Regions from separate parts of the Homo sapiens genome. Here region 2 is linked to region 1. The links are chromatin contacts, found by Hi-C or POLR2A ChIA-PET in ENCODE. All regions are on one chromosome and are shown on one strand. The core of a region is the stretch at or near the end of the contact, and the rest is flanking DNA. Distances in the headings are between cores, read along the strand shown.

Region 1 (2,700 bases), core at 10-2,509:
ATTCCTGTGCTGTGAATACAGAACATGTAAGGAAAATCTCACTTATCACCAAATTGTGCCAAAACATGGCTAGGACCTACTCTCCTTCCTCCTATCCACACAAAAATGAAAATACCTGTATTTACCTGCAAGGCTTTTAGGAGGTAGCCATTTCAAAATTTAAATCTTTCAGCCAAAATGTACTGAACAACGCACAAGTAAGGTACATGGATGAACACGAAGGAAGGGGAGCCACAGGTTAGAGACGGAGGGAGACAGGAACAAAAAAGCATAAGAAATGACGAGGGGGAAGGGGAGGAGAAGAATGAGGAAGAGAAGCAGCAAATGTAACATGCTCAGGGCCACGGGAGAAGTGGGAGCAAAATAAGAGCAAGCTAGTTGGCTGGGGACTGAGGCAGGAAATCCTTCAGAAAGAAAGAAGGGTTTCTGCTAAGTTTAGCTTCTTAATTTTTTTAAAAAATCTTACTGTGCTGTACTTTGCACTTCAAGTCATGGGACTGTGCAGCTGCCACCTTACTTCAGCGGGCTGGGGTCTGCAGCTGGTTAAACATGTTTTCTGTAAGGGGCCACCAGAGGGACAGGGAGCCCCATATGTATTTTTGTCCTCACCCTAAGGACTAGGGATGTCTTTTTTTTTTTTTTTTTTCTCCTGGAGACAGAGTCTCACTCTGCTGCCCAGGCTGGAGTACAGTGATGCGATCTCGGCTCACTGCAACCTCCACCCCCAGGTTCATGCGATTCTCCTGCCTCAGCCTCCTGGGACTACAGGCATATGACACTATGCCTGGCTAATTTTTGTATTTTTAGTAGACACGGGGTTTCACCATGTTGACCAGGCTGGACTTGAACTCCTGACCTCAGGTGATTTGCCCGCCTCGGCCTCCCAAAGTGCTGGGATTGCAGGCATGAGCCACCGTGACCGGCCAGGACTAGAGAAGTCTTGACCTAACTGCTATGGACCAAATATCCCCACCTCAGGATAAAACTTATTATGTAATAAGTGAAAACACAAATTGTGAATTTTTACTTTCCCTAAAAGTCATCAAAATACTTCAAAAAGTACACTGCAGAAAAATGTACGCTCCCACTGCTACACCATTAGCACAAAATGTGATTGCATTTTCCTCTCTGAAATGATGACTGACAATATTTTCACTATTTTTAATCTACTGTCTTCAAACTACCACACACTTTGAATAATTTTATCCTCCGGTTTGGACTTGGCCCAGGCATTGCTTGAACTTCCCCAGGATGCCAGCAGATGGCACTGTAGTTTCTTTATTCATCTTGCTGTGGTGAGTGGGATTTTGTTTTTAAAATTTCACAAGTTCACCACCTAGATGCTGGCCAAAGAATAACAAGCCCATGTTTCATAAGCGTGAGGCTCCCCAACTCATCAAATTTACAATCCTTTGAATTTTACGTTGAATCCAAATTCAATGTGTGAATTTGGATGCAGTGACTTTCTCCCTGCAAACAGAAGCTGGCATAGAAGCAGTGCAAAATGCCATCTCCTTTCTCCTTGAGAATGATTATTACAATTCATCCAGCAGGAGCAAAAATCAATGATATAACCCAAGTCCAAAAGTGGATGGCAGCAGGTGGAAGGGGTCATTTACTAATCTCCTGGTGGAAGAAATTAATGCTCAGACGTCAGCTCCAAAGAGGCCTCCTGGTAGTAGTACCTCCTTCCTCCAGCCAGAAGCCCCAGGCCTGAGGATGGTGGGCGCTGGAGCTGGATCTGCTCTTTGGACTCATCTTTTTCATTGTCAATGGGTAAAAAGTATGGTAACTTCAGCATGGATTTTGATGACCAGGAAGCAATAATTAATATTCTGCTGTGCTTTAAAAATCCATTTAAACATTTAATTATCATCAAGTATTGGATTTAAAGTCTCAGAACTGAACCTTAGCAAATATTTGTTCATCAATAACTCCTACTATTAAGACCCCAAATCTATCTGCTTAAGTGTCAACATTTTTCCTCAAGATCCCTAAACTGCTTTAGCTGTTCCTGAAGGCAAAATTCACTTAAGAAAATTCCTACATTAAGGAATTTATCAATCCCATTGAAAAATAAAAATAATTTAAGAGACAGTATCCCCAGAACTGGTTTCTTTCCTCCTACCTCTGTCTTTAACAAATTCTTTGTTAAATTGCTTTGTGTATTCATTTTCACTCATTCTTTCATTCAGTATTTATTTATTCACCTCTCAGTAGGAGTCAGGCATCCTCTGAGGTCCTGAGAACATAGCAATAAACAAGACAGATTCAAGAAGGGCGACTGCAGAGTCAAGGAGTGAGGAGAAGTTGAGGTGATGGGACAGAGAAGGCTTCTCTGAGCAGAAACCTAAATAATGAAATAACATTCACTTCCCCAGATGGGGAAAGCTGGGCAGGGGAACAGCAGGGGAGGGAACAAGAGGTCCCCTTTGGACATGCTAAGTGTGCGGTGCTTATTAAACATCCCTGTGCAGACAGTAAAGAAACAGTTGGACATGTGAGTCTAGAGCTGCAGATAAGAATTTGTAAGTGACTTGCATACTCTAAGCTCTGACTGAACACTACGAAGAGAAACATTATGAAGACTGAGCTCCAGGGCAACCCGATTTTTAGTGGTCATAAAGAGAAAGTGAGGCCCAGCAATGAGACTTAGGAGGAGCAGCCAGTGGGAGAAGGAAAAGAAGGCAGAGTGCTCCT
Region 2 (2,700 bases), core at 130-2,629, 160 kb after region 1:
TAAATTTTGCCCAAGGTGCGATACATATATACACTTGGATGTGTGCATGCATACACACACGTACACAAACACATGTGAGACACCACAGAAGAAGTGAAAGAGGGACATGGAGGTTAGAAATCCAGAGAAAAAGATGGATCCAGAGATACCCAAGAAAGAGATCAAAAAGATAGTGAGGACACAGTGGCTGGTTATACTTCTTGCTTATCTCTATGGTAAACCTGTGAGTGTTCAGGCTGTCTCTCTTCCGTGTTTTCTGCCCTCATATTACCATAGATCTCCTGCTAGGATCATGGCGCCTCTTCAGTGCTTTGCACATCTTGACCATTCAGAGTCAGCTGAATTATTTCAGAAAAGAATTAAATAAAATATATTTGTCGTGCAAATATTACTGGAAAAGTCATCAAACCCTGAGCCAAGTGACCAATTAAGCAAAATTCTACTAAGTGATTTGCTTTCCACCAAAATAAAGCCAAGTTAAGTTGACTAAGAGGCTGAGCAGACATTTTAATAACCTAATTCAACAAGCAGCTGCCTAATTCAACAAGCAGCAGAAGGGAGATGACAGGTCATTCTGGTAGGGCTGGATTCTTAGGATCAGTCATACATCAACCTTTGAAGCCTGGGATCAGCAAGGGGTGGAATAACAATAAATACAATCAGATGCTTGGAGCCTTGGGGCAGCCACGGAACCTGTTTCATAAATATCTTGTTCCAGGAGGATGCTATTATTTAATGGGCTTGGCACCTCATTATACTGTAAGCTCTTTTAGGGTAGGGCTCCCAGCTTCCTCTCCAGTTGCCTATAAAGGTTGTGCTGGCCAGGTGCGGTGGCTCATGTCTGTAATTCCAGCACTTTGGGAGGCCGAGGCAGGCAGATCACGAGGTCAGGGGTTTGAGACCAGCCTGACCAACATGGCGAAACCCTGTCTCCACTAAAAATACAAAATTAGCCAGGCATGGTGGCACACACCTGTAATCCCAGCTACTCAGGAGGCTGAGGCAGGAGAATCGCTTGAACCTGGGAGGCGGAGGTTGCAGTGAGCCAAGATTGAGCCACTGCACTCCAGCCTGGATGACAGAGCGAGACTCTGTCTCAAAAAATAAGAAAGAAAAGAAAGAAAGAGACAGAGAGAGAGAAAGAAAGAAAGAAAGAAAGAAAGAAAGAAAGAAAGAAAGAAAGAAAGAAAGAAAGAAAGAAAGAAAGAAAAGAAAGAGAAAGGTAGGTTGTGCTGAGGATGTGACAAGCAGCCAGTTCTCTGGGTCACTCAAGGATGACTAAGAGGAACTGTCACCCTATATGTTTACAAATACCAAGGCCTGGTCATCTGACCCACCTCTGCTTGAGCACATTGCACAGAGTGAGTTCCTAGAGGTACATTCCCATTCCTGTGGCCAGGATGAAGCTCTCCCAATTCTTGAGTGCAGCTGGTTTCTGAGACACAGGGGTTCTGCATGGGCTGTTGGGTGATGTGTTCTACAGCCTCTTTCTCAGGGGGAAAGGAGGAATGAAGAAGAAAACCTGACCCTGTCTCAGCTCGGGAGAATCTTGTGTGTGTTTCTAGGGAGAGGAGACTGTGCGAATAGGAGGGAAAGACTGCTTCAATAAAACAAAAGAGGGGCTGTAAGTAGGAGTGTGGATGGATGCCTCCCCTACCACAGCAAGATTGAAGACTCCCTGGAGAAACTTAGTGTGGGTTGAAGTAGCAGCTGCTTTGAGAACACAAAATATTGGAAGCAGAAAGCAACCTCAGCAATAGAGGAAGTGGCAGTGGGTGAAGAGTCTTGCCAATCAACAAGAGTTTCCCTGGGACCCAGCTGAGGCCTGGAACCTTGGGGCTCAGAGGCCTGTGGCCCTGGCTGGAAGACTTGTGCTGGTTAATTTCCATCTTCCCCTCAGATCTATCTCTGCCATCTGTCCCTTTAGAGGCGGACATCTATAGATGGCATCCTGACTTCCTGGTTCTCTGGCTTCTTTTGGGTTGGGTCAATGGCAGAGAGAACAAGCGAGTGGAAAGAGAAAGAAGTAGGTAGGGTATTTATGTCTATTCTTACCTGTGCCCCCCACCTGCCAAAGTTTTAGCAGTTGCTACATCCCTCTAAGGCCAGGGATCAGTAGAGGTAACTCCTTCTTCCAGGGTTCTGTTTTCTTTTTTTAAAATTGTTTTAATTTTGAATTTTTATGGATACATAGTAGGTGTATATATTTATGGGGCACATGAGATATTTTGATACAAGCATATAATAATCACACCAGGATAAATGGGGCTCATCACCTCAAGCACTCATCATTTCTTTGTGCCATGGACATTCCCATTGTACTCCCTGAGTTATTCTAAAACATAAACGTTCTGGTACCTGATTTAACAACCGTTTCCTCGAATTTCTCCTTCAGACTTAAGCATAGGAAAGGCTTTCTGATGTTGCTAGTTTCTGGTGCGTCACTATCTTTGGTTGTTCTTTAATCCTGCCCACAGCTCTGTTAAATAGTCCCCTTATTTGACTCTTGTCAAACTCACTGGGTCTGCCAGTTGTTTAAATGCTGAATCCTGACTGAAAGAGAGATCATTTTCTTTTCTTTCTTTCTTTCTTTTTTTTTTTTTTTTTTTTTGAGTCAGAGTCTCGCTCTGTCGCCCAGGCTGGAGTGCAATGGCACGATCTTTGGCTCACTGTAATCTCTGTTTCCTGGGTTCAAGCAAT

What was found. Hi-C counts contacts between places; a loop is a spot of excess contacts on that map. ChIA-PET counts read pairs that join two places held with the same protein, here RNA polymerase II (POLR2A). Pooled maps may share reads with other maps.
Region 2: a map of endothelial cell of umbilical vein shows a loop between it and region 1 (6-fold over the local background). The contact joins two enhancer-like sites. A Hi-C loop is called at or near these places in 1 of 168 maps with a recorded cell type or tissue (endothelial cell of umbilical vein) and 5 of 50 pooled maps. POLR2A ChIA-PET finds 5 or more read pairs at or near these places in 4 of 52 experiments (H1, IMR-90, WTC11 and 1 more).

The regions. Positions count from the first base shown.
Region 1 is chr6:148,463,495-148,466,194 of GRCh38, reverse strand. The region is part of intron 4 of SASH1 (SAM and SH3 domain containing 1); the gene reads right to left. Among named protein-coding and RNA genes, the nearest start is that of SASH1, 120 kb to the right of the region's middle. Within about 2 kb of position 1,259, at least 5 of the 41 ENCODE cell types and tissues checked have a DNase peak (open chromatin) inside an H3K27ac peak, as active enhancers do.
Region 2 is chr6:148,305,535-148,308,234 of GRCh38, reverse strand. It overlaps a transcript of SASH1 not described here. Among named protein-coding and RNA genes, the nearest start is that of SASH1, 36 kb to the left of the region's middle. RefSeq lists a silencer at 488-782 and an enhancer at 332-1,018. Within about 2 kb of position 1,379, at least 5 of the 41 ENCODE cell types and tissues checked have a DNase peak (open chromatin) inside an H3K27ac peak, as active enhancers do.